2 separate regions of the Homo sapiens genome follow, and region 1 is linked to region 2. Evidence: read pairs that join two places in POLR2A ChIA-PET (ENCODE). Cell type or tissue: PC-3. All regions are shown on one strand. Each heading gives the region's core, and the rest is flanking DNA. Links, peaks and the distances in the headings are about the cores only. Region 1 overlaps MOXD1 (monooxygenase DBH like 1). Region 2 has its middle 14 kb from the start of MOXD1.

Region 1 (8,098 bases), core at 1,872-4,371, 81 kb after region 2:
ATGTTCCAATGTGAAGAAAAAAATTTCAGGTAGCACATGCATGATTGCACATACATATTAATGAATTGATGATTTATACTTATTTGTGTTTGATTATTAATCAGGACTTTTATTTGCAAGTAATAGAAACCCAAGCTGAACTAGTTTCAGAAAAAGAAAGGAATGTATCGATTCATTTATTAAGAGGAAAACTTGAGTAAATAAACCACAGTTGGTAGAGATGCAACTGGTTTCAGGAACAGCTTCAGTGAAGTGTTCGAACTCTGCCAAACCTGTCTTATCTTGTCTCTGGTACCTCTCTGTGTGCTTGCTTGATGGTATCTCACTGAATGCTGGCTTCTTTCATGTGCTGAGAAACATCATCCCTGGAGGTTGCTGAACCTCACAGCTCATATTCAGCTTCTAGAGGGGGTTGAATTCTTTTTCGTCGTTTGAAAAGTTCCAAGATAGGCTGGGCACCCTTCCCTGAACTTACCAATTGTGGCTGGCAGGGCAAGGTTGTGTTTGAAGATGGTAGACGCATGAGAATTCGGGATTACAGTAAGGGGTGAGTTATTTCCCAGAAGCCTCCTCGCCCTCATTTCTTCTCTTTTTCCTTCCTTTTCTTCATCTCTTTCCCACTTCATCTCTTCTTGCCATCACCTCATGTGCTTTAGCTGACAGGTCCATTCATGCTGTGGCCCCTTGACTGTGGCCCCTTGACACCACATCAGCAAGTCAGGATTTGCATTGCACCCTTACCTTCTTCAGAGTGGAGTGTCTGTGGTGCAAAGATGCCATTTCCTTGTTAATTCTGGTTGTCTCTCATACCTGGGATACATTGTCAGGCTAAAAGAGCCGTTCCTGTTAGGGATGAGGATACGGCAGGAGACATGGAGAGAGAGGGGCAGATACCTCTGTGCTCCCATTGTCACATGAGCATGTCAGCATGATCATATGCTCATCCATCTACATGGTTAGTTCTGGCTGAAATGTTCCCATAGGCAGCATCACTTTAGGAGCTAGCTGACCTCTTGATAACTTTTTCCAGAGATGGATTACGGGCTTTTATGTGGGCAGCAACTTGTGCCTCAGGTGGGTATGTAAAGCTGGGTGCCAGGAACAAGAACAGGCAGGAAGAAAAGTGATGGGAATTTACAAAATTTCCAGCTCATTACAGATTACACCCATCGCCTCTCTCCTTTTGTTTTAGTTTTGAATTTATCGAGTTGCAAGTTGTTTTTGAAGAGCTGTGTTCCACTCGTCCTCTCATGTTTTAACAAGCAAGGAGCCACAGGTTAAATGGGTAGAGTTGGAAGAATGAGTACAGGAAAATTGTTCAAAAGGGCGCTAGTAACCTCCCTGTGTTTCTCACATATTGCTGAGTATAATCAGACAAGACAAGAAAGGTACTTTCTCCCGCTTTACCCCCAAAATTAATAGCTAAAGCATGACACACATATATTTAGCTATAAATAAAAAAACCTATTTAGCTTCAGTCATGTATGAGAAATGTGTATTTGTGATGAGTTGATGAGTTCGTGTCACAAACAATGACAGGGACAATCATGACCTAGGTAGAAATGTACAAATCTCCAAATTTTTAGTTTGTGGTAGAAAATTGAGGATGTATGAATTTCCTAGGGCTGCTGTAATAAATGACTGCAAGCTGGATAGCTTCAAACAGCAGAAATTTATTCTCTCACAGCTCTGGAGATCAGGAGTCTGAAATCAAGATATAGGCAGGGCCAGGTTCCTTCCAAAAACTCCCCTTCCTTGCCTCTTCCAGCTTCTGGTAGCTTCTGGCATTCCTGGGCTTGTGGCAGCATCACTCCAATCTCTGCCTCCATCTTCATGCCTCCATCTTCTCTCTGTATGTATCTATGTCTGAATCTCTCTCTCCTTTCTCTCATAAAGACACATGTCATTGGATTTAGATCCCACCTTAATCCAGTATGATCTCCTCTCAACCAATTACATCTGCAAAAACCCTATTTTCAAATAAGGTCCCCTTCTGAGGTTCAAGGTAAACATGAATTTTCAGGAGACGCTGTTCAACCCAGCACAGGGAAATAAAGCAAAAAAAAAAAATATGTTTCTTTCAGCCAGCATTATTGTTTAGGTAATTGGCTATTTGAAGCCTCCAAAACCATACGGATTTTTTTTTTTCCAATACTCGGTGTCTTTCACAAAAAGCCCTTTTTGAACTGAATCTGTTTTCAGGGTAGGTGCTGGTGAAGAGAGATCAGCAGGTAGGCACAGTTTTGTCAAAGATCTCATTCTTTCAGTCACTGAAGGGAAATATACATTTCCCCTAAGATTTTCTTGCCTCAAATTCTGAAACATTTTCTTCGTTCTAAGTTCTAGGGAATTCTGCAACACATAGAATTTTTTGGTATTATCTCTGTACCCAGTCACTTGGTCTTAGGTTCTCTATGTCTCATCCCACTCTGTATAGCTCAAGTTAAGTAGAATAAGATGCCACCAAGTGTAGATTCTTTGAATCGTTTCATTACTTTCTACATTGTAAAAAATGAATATATAAAATGGGTTCCTGATATTTAAGATTTTTTCAATCATATTGTGTCCTTTGCATCAAATTCTATCCCCCCAGCTCTGCCCTCAGGCAGCTACAGAGTGGATAGAAACGCTTTCCTCTCTCATCAAAATAATGAAGACATTTGCTGAGAGCTGATTAGGAGGTGTGCATAAATTGGGAAAGGTTTTAGGATAGCCACTTCAGGGAGCTGAACAGAATGCAGAGCAAAACCAAAGAAAGATTGACGTTCTGAGGCAAAAGTGTGAGTTATGAACTTTGAAGTCTCATGCGAATACTTGTATAAAGTTTATCTCCAGTGTCCTTAGTGGAGGATGAGAAGGAGCAGATGACAGGAGTGATTCACCATTTGAGCATTTGGGTCAGTTGTGAGTGCTGGTGAGTGATGAGTTCAGTGACCTTCCAGGAGAAAATGGCTGGCTGAGCAACTGGAAAAGTGTGAAAGAGCTAACAGGAAAGGAAAGAGGCACAGAAAGAGAATTTCAGAGGTAGTGTACTCATGGGCAGGGTGTGACAATGGGATTCAGTAGCTGAAGTGGGATGCAGTATAGTGGAGATAATCAAGAAACTAAGAGGCAAATGAATTTAATGATTCAGCCTCATTGATGTTGGCTTCATGGAAAGGGTAGTATTCATTTTATTTCAATTCAATAAATAGTTATTAAGCACTCTTTGTGCTGCAGGGGCTATGTGAGGCATATTTGACCTGGATAAAGTGCGTAAGAAGAGATGATGAGATTAGGAAAAACGGTCGTTGTCAAGGTCAGCTTTATGGTCAGTGTTAATTTCCACCTTGGTTTTGGCTACTCTTGAGCAACTGTTTATTGTTGTTCTCTGCTTTTCTTGCTAAGATATCTCAAGTGTATCTGAAAGCTCCCGTTACTTGATCTAATGGAAGAGACTGTTTTCCTCTTTCAGGTTGAAGTCTTTCCCTTTCTGTCTGTGTTCTGGTTTCTGGGCTGTTCCTTTAATACACACAGTAGTTAATAAATAACCCACGGCTGCCAGGCCCTCCTTGCCTGGTCTGTTTTGCCATCAGAAGGTAAGCTCACGGGCCTGTCACCATTCTGGGTCTGTACACCCCACCTTTGTACAAGAATGTGGGATCAATAACATAGTTTGATGTCATCAGGGGAATTTCCATGTTTGTGTCTTGCCTCCACTTCCATATGCACTGCTTTGTATTTCTTTTTATTTATTTCTTCTGCCATCATACAGCCAGGCTACAAGCAAGATTAAATTAAATGTTCATTCCAGTGTCAGGAATACCAATATATCTATATTCGTATACTTTCTATGGTCATGACTTTCTTTAATAATTCGTACAATTTTAATATTTTTGAATAGAGGCAACTCTTGGCATTCCCCCTGTGATTGTGATAATAATGTGAATGTGTGAAGTAACCAGAATAAGGAACACTTTTTAAATGCTACTCTGATACATTACAGGGTCAGTATTTTTTTTTTTTTTTTTTTTTGAGACGGAGTCTCACTCTGTAGCCCAGGCTGGAGTGCAGTGGGGCGATCTCAGCTCACTGCCAGCTCTGCCTCCCGGGTTCACGCCATTCTCCTGCCTCAGTCTCCCGAGTAGCTGGGACTACAGGTGCCCGCTACCACGCCTGGCTAATTTTTTGTATTTTTAGTAGAGACGGGGTTTCACCTTGTTAGCCAGGATGGTCTCGATCTCCTGACCTTGTGATCTGCCCGCCTCGGCCTCCCAAAGTGCTGGGATTACAGGCGTGAGCCACAGCGCCCGGCCCAGCCTCAGTATTTTTAATTAAAAAATGTATAACTCTGTCATCATTACAAGTAATATAATAATGCAAAAACAAAAGTCTTGTCTTTTCCGTGGACAGTTACCCAGCACATCAGAAAGTCGGGTTAATGCAGCATTCAGCCAACAAGCAGGAAGGGGCATGGAGCTCTGTGTGTGCCTCACTCTGCTTCCTCAGATGGTGCCTTGGCTAAAGAAGAATAGCATAACATAGTTTAAAACACAAGTTTGTTGACTGCTTAAAATGTTTGTAGAACTTGTTGTGGGAGCAGAAAATAACGAGCAGCCTCCATCAGGGGATTGGTAGCAGTGCCCTGGCTTGATCAGGCTTTGTAAGCATGGCGTGAAGCATTGTGGGAAATCCTATCCTGTGCTAAGCATTTGAGCCAATGGCCCTGTCCTGCACTGATCAAAGTACTCCCATTTCCTCAAGTTGTACCCTCCACTAAACAAGTTATGTCCATCCTTAAGGAACATTCTTGGTGTCTCACTTAATATCCCCATGGTGGTCTGAAAATTTCCTCTCTAGAAATTATTCTTCTATTTTTCAGGAGTTTGATAGTCAGGTAATTTTTTCTCCCATATTATCAGTTTCTTAATTTATATTTATCCTTACATGTCATTTCCAAGCACTTCTTTTTCTTTCTTTTTTTCCCTGTCTTTGCTCACATCCTTTCTATTTTGCCAAGGGCTTGCTTCTTCCAAGCCTTTTTATCCTCTCCTCCCGTGATCAGTACCCAAGTTTGCAGCAAGGTTCCTTGTTGTTTTATGGGTTGGTGTTTTTGCTTAGGAAATCCTCATGTTTTAGGCTGCACCCTCAATCTGTAATCTGAAGGTCAGATTACAGTTTAATTCTTCTTGAAGCCCTCATCAAGTTTCAAAGAGAAGCCTTGTTATTTGCCCTTTGTAAGAAGGAACACCTTGAAAGGCCATGGGTCTGTCTTCTCATCCTAGAGGCCAAGGGGCACTGGGACTGGAGTGGCAGGGAGGCCATGAGCCCCCTCCCCAGGTGTAAGACTCCCAGTCTGGCACTGCACCTCTGAGGGCATCTGCATGTGGTGGTCCCTGCTAGTGGCTTCCAGAAGTACCTTCTGGCATTGGCTCCTGAGGTCATCACCCTTGTTGATGACAGCTGTCGGCAACTTGCCTTACTGAAGCCTTTCATCCTCCCTCCCACCGGCAGCAACTTCCAGGGTCCTTGATGCATCTCCAACACGCTTCCTACAATAATGTGTAGCCGTAGGAAAGTACAGACTTTGGGGTCACACTAGCCTGGTTTAAAATCCCATCACCCTTTCCCAGCTGTGGTACTTTGGGCTTGTTGTCTAATCTCTGAGTTTCAGTAAATCTGTAAGATAAGGATTATAACATCTTTCTTATAGATTTGTTGTAAATATTAAATGAAATACATAGAATGATTCATATGTGGCTAGTAGATAGTAGGTCTAAATAAAAGACAGATGTTATTATTATTCCAGGGATAAATTGGTAGCTTTGCAGTTTGGTGTTAGTTTTAGCACTTCCTATGAAGACAAAAAAAAAAGCACTTGCTCTTAAAAGTTTCTTTCAAGCTGTTTATTTGAAGCTCCCCAAAGTCAAGCACCACCCAGCATCACACACCCTTCACTCCCTCTTCCTCTACTTCAATGAAGGCCACTAGTTTCTGAAACTGTCGTGACAGTAACCAACTCTCCTTTGCCCTAATGGCTTCTTCCCAAGATCTACCTTACAGAGCTCAGTACAACCTTAAGGTTCTGCCTGAATTTATGAGGTATTTAGCAAAAATCTCACATGTGCCTGAATATTTTACTGTTGACATCTTAGCAGTGCCCTGTCCCCCTTGGAGGACCGAGGAACCCAAAAACGTCAAGTCTCAGACAGAAGCTCAAACTAGACATAAAAATGAAATTCTTATAGAAATTCTGGGTTTTACTTCTGTGCAATCATTGTTACTATGCAACCATGCTTGAACGATAACTACCCTTTTCAAGCAAAATAGAAAAGTTTCTGCCTTCAGGCCACACGACCTTTTAGAGACAAAACAAGTGCAAACAAAACCGTGTGCAATGTTTTTTCCATGAATGTGATGTTGAAAATGTACCTGAGGCTTAGGTGTGGCATGACTCGCTATGTAACACAGAAGAAAACTGGATTTAAAAACTGGAATTTCTTGGCTGCCCATTCAGACACGACCCACTACATACCATTTCCCCCCTTGCTTAGATTTCCCTACAGAAAAGAGAAAAACTGTGGAGAAAATGGAAAACAAAGCCATAGGAGAAAAGAGCTGAAAACACTTCATGTAAATGTGCATGCTGAAAGTAGAGAGCAAGCAAGGATTTTAAAATGCGGTGCCTGAATTTGAGTAGTTAGGACTAAACACAGAAGTGTTGATGAACTCTAAGGCTAAACTCTTGGATATTTAGCAACACGCCAGGGCTACTTTATCAGCTGAACAAAGATTCCAAGAACTCTGAGGGGAAAGAAAAAAGAACCCTGTAACTCAGCGGTCTCCAGCCTTTTTGGTAACAGGGAACTGGTTTCATGGAAGACAGTTTTTCCACGGACTGGAGGATGGGGGAGATGGTTTTGAGATGAAACTGTTCCACCTCAGATCATCAGGCATTAGTTAGAATCTCATAAAGAGCACGCAGCCTAGATCTCTCACATGCACAGTTAGTTCATAATAAGATTCGCACTCCTATGAGAACCTAATGCCACTGCTGATCTGACAGGAGGTGGATCTCAGGAGGTAATGTGAGTGTTGGGGAGCAGCCATAAATACAGATGAAGCTTTGCTCACTTGCCCACTGCTCACCTCCTGCTGTGCGGCCTAGTTCCTAACAGGCCACGGACCAGTACTGGATTGGGGACCCCTGCTCTAACTGATGCAACACCTACAGCCCACCTACACCAAGTACAAGGCTCCATTTGGTCTGCATATAGAATCTCTGGGATGCTAGGGTGTGCTTCACTCATTCTGAGTTGATTCCTAGGTTCTTGGACTAAAGTGGGCAAGTGTTATGAAGGGAACTAACAGAGCAAACAGTGGAAGGACCACATTCATGTGGATCACGCTTTCCACATTAGGACCAATTTCACTGCCCATTCTACTTGTTTCTAGTTTTCCTCTTTTAATTTGAGCAGTGTCACAAGCGCACATAGCTAACAATGTTTTTTTTCTCTTCCAAATTCTAATAATAAAATTGTTATTGGCTTTTGATCTTAATCATTAAAATAAAAATAAAATGTGCAAGGAAACTTGCAGTAAGTTTCCTTGTTGTTTCATGGGTGGATTTTTTTTCTTAGGAAATCCTCATATTTTAGGCTATACCCTCAATTTGTAATCTGGAGGTCAGATTACAATTTAATTCTTCTTGAATTTCATTGATGATAAAATCACCAGTAAAAATGATTGAGCCCTAGCCTTCTTCTCAGCACCATGCATTTATAGAGATAAATGAGATCTCACCTCTCACCACTGGTAGGGATGGGTAAAGATAACATTTTGAGGTGGAAGAGAGGGAGACTAAGAGCGTTTGTGCCCACAGCCTTGACTTCTTTTTTTCTATGTGAAAAAAAAATGCTATAAAGACACATGCACATGTATGTTTATTCCGGCACTGTTCACAATAGCAAAGACTTGGAACAAACCCAAATGTCCATCAGTGATAGACTGGATTAAGAAAATGTGGCACATATACACCATGGAATACTATGCAGCCATAAAAACGGATGAGTTCGTGTTCGTGTCCTTTGTAGGGACATGGATGAAGCTGGAAACCAAC
Region 2 (8,098 bases), core at 2,957-5,456:
AGAAGATCTATATATATGGAGGAATATTTCATGTTCATGGATTGGAAGACTCAATATCAAGATGGCAAATTCTCTTCAAATTCTCCCTAGCAGAAGAATGGCAATAATTGCCAAACTCATCCTAAAATATATATATGGAAATGCAAAAAAACCCAGAATATTAAAACAATTTGAGAAAAAAAGAAAAATTTGCAGAACTTATAATTCCTGATTTCAAAAGATAGTATAAAACTACAGTAAGCAAGATGATGTTGTATTGGCATAAGAACAGGCCTGCAGATCAATGAAACAGAATTTAAGTTCTAAAACAAACTCTTAAGTTTATGGTCAATTTATTTCCAACAAAGATGCCAAGGCAATTCCTTGGGAGAAAAAAATAGTCCTTGCAAAAAATAATCTGGTACAAATGAATATTTACTTGCAAAAAGAGGGATTTAAACCCTTACCTCATACCATACACAAAAAATAATTAAAATAGATCACAGATCTAAATGTAAGAGCTAAATGTCCTATCTTTTGCCGTGTGTGTGTTGTTTGCTTAGTTTTCTTTGTGTTTGGCATTTATCTATCCTTAAACTCTCCCAGATGTATGAAATATCTCAAACACACTCTGTACTCTGTTAATTTCAGGGTTCTGAAAGTTCTCATGGAGTCTTCTGTTCTCTGCAAATGTGGTTCAGTTTATTTCTATGACTGAGTCAACATCTTTGAATCTCTCTTCACCAAATTTTTGGGAAGCTCTCTGTTTCTTTTGTGTCTGGGACTCTGATTCATGGCTCCATAATAATCCTCTTTCTTGCTCTTGCATACCTTAGAATGGATGCATAGAAGATAAGTTTTAAGATTTTGCAAATTCAAAAATTCTTTATTTTACTCTCATGCTCAATAGGTAACTGATATGGTTTGGATGTGTCCCCACCCAGATCTCATCTTGAATTGTAGCTCCCACAGTTCCCATGTGTTGTGGGTGGGACCCAGTGGGAGGTAATTGAATCATGCGGATGAGTCTTTCTTGAGCTGTTCTGGCGATAGTGGATAAGTCTCACGAGAACTGATGGTTTTCTAAGGGGGAGTTTCCCTGCACAAGCTCTCTCTTTGCCTGCTGCCATTCATGTAAGATGTGACTTGCTCCTCTTTGCCTTCCACCATGATTGTGAGGCCTCCCCCGCCACGCAGAACTGAGTCCATTAAACCCTTTTGCTGTGTAAATTACCCAGCCTTGAGTATGTGTTTATTAGTAGTGTGAAAATGGACTAATACAGTAACTCAGCTGGGTATTTATTTTTAGGTTGGAAGTCACTTTCCTTAAGAATTGTGATGGCTTTATTCTAATGAATTTGGGCTTCCAATTAGCTTTTGAGATGTTCCAGCCAATCTGATTCTTTGTTAATGAAAATTTTTCCTCGTCTGGCAATCATCCACATGCAGTGATTTCATGATGATCTTCTGTAATTTCATTTTCATTCTTGGCCCAGTGAGATTTTTGTAAATTATTTGATCCCTCTCCTGCTTTTCCCAAATCTTTCTGCTTTGTCTTCTGGAACTTCTGTTATTTGGATAGGAACTACTGACTAATTTGGTCAAGTAGTTAAAATCTTATTCTCCTGTCTGATTTTTGCTTAACTTTCTTGAGCATTTCTTTTTTCAACATTATGCTCCTAATCTTCTTTTGAGTTTTTCATTGCTGATATTTTATTGTTAATTTCTCAGACTCCTTTCATTATAAAATTGTTCTTTCTTCTAGTATCCTGCTATTATTTAACTGATGCTATATTTTTTCTTAGCTCTCTGAGTATATCAGTGAAAGAGTTTTGTTATGTTTTGTTTTCTCAGGATAGTATCCACTTTTTTGAGTTGAAATTTTTGTGTTTTTTAAATTGATATATCATAGTTGTACATATTTTTGGGGCATATGTGATATTTTGATACATGTATGTAACACATAATGATCAAGTCAGGATAACTGGGATATCCACATCTCAAACATTTATCTTTTCTTAGTGTTGGGAACATTACAATTCTTCTCTTCTAGATATTTTGAAATACACAACAAATTATTGTTAATTATAATTTTCCTACTGTACTATCTAATACTAGAATTTATTCCTTTTATCTAAGTATATATTTGTACCTGTTAACAAACTTCTCTTTGTTCCTCCCTCCCACTTTCCTTCTCAGCTGGCTTTTTTTTTTTTTTTTTGGATGATCTACTTTCCTTTATTAGTTTTTCATTGCTGTTTTGGTCGCTGACTTTCATTTTAAAACAGTAGAAAGTTTCCTCTAATACCTAAAGAACCTTTGAAGTTCATTCATACTGAAAGCTGGACAGCAAAATAGGAAATTCTAGGGCCTGGTAGGACTTGTACACTGTGGGCTTCATCCTGGGATTGGACTTGGCACTTTTATTGAGGAGTCTCCAACATTAATATCTTTAGGCTGAGTAGATCCTCCAGTGAGTAATCTATCTCCTGTTTGGAGGGTTTAAGTCAGCTCTCAGCATTCTAGGAGCTAGTGGAGAAGAAGGGGCAGTCATTTGACAGTCATCACTTCATTTATGCTCCCTCTTTCCTTTATAGGACTCCTGTCTTCAGTGTTGCATGGTCCCTTTCTCTCCCAATTAAAATTTCTCTGTTATCCTTTCTGCAGAATAAACCTTCATTTTGGCCTGGAATTGAAGAGAATCATTGGAGCAGCTGAGTAGAATAGAGGTGTAACCACCCAATGGGTTCTTCTTGGCCACTGCCCAGATAGAACCAGTTAATTGAGACAGGGGAATTGCAATAGAGAAAGTATTTAATATACATAGAGTCAGCTAAATGAGAGACCAGAGTTTTATTATTACCTAAATCAGCCTCCCTGAAAATTCTGAGGTCAGAGTTTCTATTTTATTTTATATCGATACTTTTAGTTTTTTTCTGGTAAGTCTCCATGGAGCTAAGGGTTTTGTTTGTTTGTTTGTTTGTTTGTTTGTTTTTAAAAGATAGTTTGGTGTGGAGGGGGCTAAGGAATGGTGAACGCTGATTGGTTGGGTCAGGGAGGGAATCACAGGAAGTTGAAGCCATCCTCTTGCACTGAATCAGTTCCTAGGTGGGGACCACAAGACTAGATGAGCCAGTTTACCTGTCTGGGTAGCACCAGCTGATCCATCAGAATGCAGGGTCTGAAAAATAACTCAAACACCAATCTTAGATTTTACAATAGTAATATTATGTTTTGGAGCACCTGGGGAAGTTAGGAATCCTGTGGTCTCTGGCTGCATGACTCCTAAGCCATAATTTCTAATCTTATGGCTAATTTGTTGGTTTTACAAAGGCAGTCTGGTCCCTAAGCAAGGAGGGGGTTTGTTTTGGAGAAGGGCTATTGTCTTTGTTTCAAAGTTAAATTATAAACTAAATTCCTCCCAAAGGTAGCTGGTCTATGCCCAGGAATAAACAAGGGCAGTTTGGAGGGTAAAGACAAGACAGAGTTGATTAGGTCAGATTCCTTTTTCTGTCATAATTTTCTCACTGTTATAATGTTTGATAAGGCTATGTCAGAGTGGGGAGTTGGATTCCCTGACTCCTAAAGTTTTCAAACACTTCCCCACTCCCTCACCTTCACTTGCAGGGCCCTCTTGAGTCCCCAGTGTTTCATCATCTGAAGATCTTGTGACTTAAATCACCTTTCTCCTGAAATGTTTCTACTACCAAGTTAATATTTAGTTTTCTCAAGTTGCCAAGCAGGTTGCCATTGATCCATAGGCTTTATAGCTCCCAAAAAGTTTGCTGCTCTTTTCCTCCTTGTATTCTCTTTTCCTTTATGGGTTTAGAGCTCCAAAAACTTACATTGGTGGGTTTCAGGAGGGAGTCCATGCAAATCAGGTGTTCAGCTGAACACCTTTATTCAGAAGTAGGTTATAGTATTCCTTATATCTTTTTATGTGGCAGAAAGTTTTCATAATTTAAATTGGTTAGAAAATTTTATGCTAAATAATAGAGACAACCAGGGCAAGGTCAGTGGTTGGCTGTTGGTAAAGGGAAGAACGACACTGCATAGTTAGCACAGCCATATGGAACCACCTGTCTCAATCACACAGAGAAATCACATTTGTCTTGATCTCAAGCAAAATTACTATCCTTTTAAAATAAAAATATAAATAAAAATACTTCTTGGCCTTTTGCTACACATGTTCACATTTTACCACTCCTTTGATTTTATTCATTTGTTTGTTTTTTAAGGAGAGTAGATATTAAATAGCAATTTAGTAAATGTAGTAATTATGGAGCAATACAAAATAACAAGACGTATTCACATTTTAAATTCTCAGAATTAATAAGTAGTTCAAAATGATTTCCTAAGGCCACAGACTTGTGTTTGAACTTTCTTACAAATGAATAGCCATCTCAGAATTCTCTCAGGAACTAGGTCTTTCCATTTGGTCAGAGGTCAGCATGATGCAGCTGATAAGGGCGAGTGCTTTGGAAGTGATGTCAAAACCCTTAGGGGGAATCTGCAAGTCTGAGAGGGCCTTTATTCATCCAAGTCAAATTCAAGGATCCCAAGCAGTCAACACTCAAGAGACAGGGGAATAAAAAGTCTGTCTTTAATTTCAGTGGGCCCCTTGGTCCCCAGAGTAACCGCCTCTGACGCCACTTAAAGGCTCATCTGCCAGCGATGGTGAAAAATTCATATTTAAGGTCAACGCTGCTGGTTTGGTTAGTCTGATGGAAAACTATGTTACGCTAAGCTCATCCAGGGAGGTTGGGTGGGGTGCCTTCGCCCATCCCACTTTCCCTTTGCCTTTGATGTTATTTGCCCTGGACCACTTTACCTCTGTATTTATGGCTAACGACATGCTGGAGTAGACCATGTCTCTTGTAACCATGTTATTGGAGTCAGCCGAGGTTAACAGGACTCTGTGCATGCTTTTAATTACGGGGTTTTTTAATGTTTTCTTCTGCTTCTTTTATTTCACTTTTAGTCACTTCTGCTGCACTTTTCTCTCTTTCCAGTTGACTTCCCCACTGTTTAATTTCAGAGAGAATCCTGCCTTTCATTAATGACCCGTGGCACAGAAATAATAGACAACTTAGATGGACAAAAAGGAAGGGATTTCAACTTCTTGAAATAGAATGTGTTTGTTATGCAAGAACAGGTGCAATGTGGGAGGTAAACAAAAATTAGGTGCTTAACTCACTTTCTATTGCTTTGTTCTGGAGAAATTATTTCTTGAAATGAGGAAGAGTTTTGTCTTTAGGCTTATGTATTTATTTTATTACTGCACACTCATACAGCACTTCTTTGTGCCAGGCTCTAAGGACTTTACAAATACAAGCTCCTTTAAGTCTATTAATCCTATGAGATAGTTACTAATTTATCCACATTTAAGAAATGATGAAAATGAGGCACAGAAAAGTTAACTACCTTTCCTAAGGTGGAATAGCTGGTAAGTGGCAGGGCCAAGATTCAATTCCAGGCAATCCCCTGTGCCAAAGTCCATGTTCTTTCTTTTCCCCCCAAATGAAATGTTATTTATTTTTTTTTATACTCTGCCTATAGAAACTCCAAAGGGGAGAAAGAAAAGCAGGAGATAGGGAAGGAGAAAAAGAGGGAAGGACACAGAGGGAGAGGAAGGGTTGGAGGAAGAGAGGGAGAGAGGAAAGAGAGAGAGAGGGAGGAGAAAGACAATCATAAATTTCAATGATCAGTCACTTTCACCACTATCATCACAAGCTGGGTTTATTTAATTCAAAATAAAGTATGTGCCCGTTGAAAAAAATGCTTGCAATGTAATCTTATATATGCTGCAAAATAAAGTGTGCCTGCACTTGAAAACAGAGAAATGATTCATTAAAATCTGCATCTGCTTTAAATCAGGCATTTTAATTTGCTTGGTAGACTAGGAGTGTGGGGTTATAAAGAAGTTATTTCATCATATTTTTCAGGATATTCAAAAGCTTCTCAATATCTAAGGAAAAAAATCTATATAGAAGAAAGATTTCAGTTTCTACTGTGTTCCTAAAAATTATATTCTGTTTCAATATGCTGACTCAGTAAATGAGTCTTAACTTTTGCAAAAAATGGGTTAAATAGATATTAGAGAGATGCTCTGTGAGAATGTATGTTTTCTAAGAAAATACAGCTTTTCCATAACATGTGGTTATGAAATATACTACAGAATTGGAGATGTATTTTAACTCTGTGCTTGTGTGTGTGGTGGAGCCTGGGTCCTGGACAGTGATGTCATGCTACAGAGGAAATAAAGCTGGGAAATGAAGCTGAAATAGTGAGACTCAAAGAATGACTGTAATGTGTAGATTACATTGAGCGAATGCAAGAAGGGAGGAGGCTGAGAATATTTATGCAACAAAGCCAATGATTCAAAATGTTCCATACTTGGATCCCACAGGGGCGCAAAACCAAAAAAAATGTCCCATACATACCCAAACATTGATTTTGTTGGCTGAATTTGCTTCCCAATAAATTAAGTTGATAGGTTTAAACATCTATGCTTTAGGTATTTGGGATATCACATAATGAAATGCACTGGCATTTCAGACCTTCGTGAACATCATACTCAAGCGTTGCTCAGAATGACACATCTCTATTCATTTCCTTAGTGCGTGGATGCATTATTTCTTTATGGTGGTTTAAATTTTGTGTCTTGGCTCCATAAGAGTATCTTGATACTGTTCTCTTTTATATAAATACTCTTTCCCCAGATTTTTGCTTTGTTTTGGTTACTTTGTTCCAATAATTCTTGCCACATGGAGAAAACACACCATACTTTATTTATTTAGGGGAATGGAGGCCCTTATTTTGTTCTTTCTTTTGAAGGAGCTCAAAATAACAAAGTGATACTATTTCAAAAATGGTTTTATATTAAAGAAAAATGTTTCATGTCCAACTCAAGAAGGGAAAAAATCTGTCAGGTTTGTGACTACCTCTATTTTGATTCTACCTCTAATATTTCCTGAGTTACTTAAATTACTAGAATGCAAGCTCCACGAGGGGAACGAATGAGTATTGTTAGCACATCTCCAGTACCTACAACCTATAGGTACAAAATAGATTCTCAAATGTATTTGCAAATAAATAAAGTAAAATCCTGCATTTCAACCTCTAAATGAACATTTCACAAATTTCAAGCAAACAAAATATACAAACGGGTGAATCCCAATGAGTTAAGGAAGTGAATGGTTTCTTAGAAAGGTTTTGTTTCATAATATACTTGAAATTTTTAAATGTTTTCTTGCTTAGACATTCTCTAGTTACATGAAAATCAACTGCTTTAATAATTTTTAATCATTGGTAAAAGTAGAGAGATTTGTAAATCATGGTAAATATTTACAAAAGGGAGATTTTTCAGAAAACAATATTTTTCCATTATAGAATGAATCCTGTGAACATTTCCTTCTATTAAATATTTGAGTACTATTTCTTAAAGCGTTCTTTCCATAAAAATCACAATGTTCTTAGACTTTCTGGTTTTAAAGTTGTGGTGCTCCCCCAACTAAAATTTGTTCTATAGATGAAGATCATTCTTCTAATCACAACCACATAAAAGACTGCTCACAAATCTGACATAGTATCTCACATATATTTAAACTATATTTTAATCTTTAACTTTCCTTTTCAGGCTGGATTGTTAGTTCAGCTCTACTGCTACTATCATCTCTTTGCACTAGCTTGTCTTCCCTGTCATCAATGTCTATGTCAGTTGGGCAGAGCTTTCCTGGGTAATCTATTTAGGTTAAATTCTGTTGTCTGTTGGAAGAACCCAAGCTCTTGTTCTCCAGGTTTAGAAGCTCCCTTGTGAAATGCTACGAACTAGCCAAATTAATGCAGTGGCCATAATTGATGGAAATTTACCTTGAAATCTGGTATCCAAGGGAGGTGGGGATCACATGGGCTGAGGCCATGGGACTGATGCAGGTAGGACTCTGGTATCCCGCTGTCACCCTCGTCCTGATTTTTACACATCTCCCACTCTTCTGACTCATTCAGAGGAATTCAATCTGTTGCTTTTTCTAGTTCTTTTTCTCTTTTCAGCCAAAAGAAACATGCGGAATTGACATTATCTTAAATACATGCTTTTCAGGTAATTTCTTTATATTAA

Evidence for each region. ChIA-PET counts read pairs that join two places held together with the same protein. Peaks named below come from ENCODE experiments on the same cell type or tissue, not always from the same donor. Only the 100,000 strongest peaks of a DNase experiment are listed, where the experiment ranks them.
Region 1: POLR2A ChIA-PET joins it to region 2 with 5 read pairs; 4 of 35 experiments call an interaction of 5 or more read pairs at or near these places.

Annotation. Positions count from the first base shown.
Region 1 is chr6:132,329,252-132,337,349 of GRCh38, reverse strand. The region is part of intron 4 of MOXD1 (monooxygenase DBH like 1); the gene reads left to right. Among named protein-coding and RNA genes, the nearest start is that of MOXD1, 68 kb to the left of the region's middle. In PC-3, for the core only: no CTCF peak of the experiment used is centred there; a DNase peak (open chromatin) is centred at 2,909; H3K27ac peaks cover 415 bases.
Region 2 is chr6:132,411,327-132,419,424 of GRCh38, reverse strand. No RefSeq gene overlaps it. Among named protein-coding and RNA genes, the nearest start is that of MOXD1, 14 kb to the right of the region's middle. In PC-3, for the core only: no CTCF peak of the experiment used is centred there; no DNase peak of the experiment used is centred there.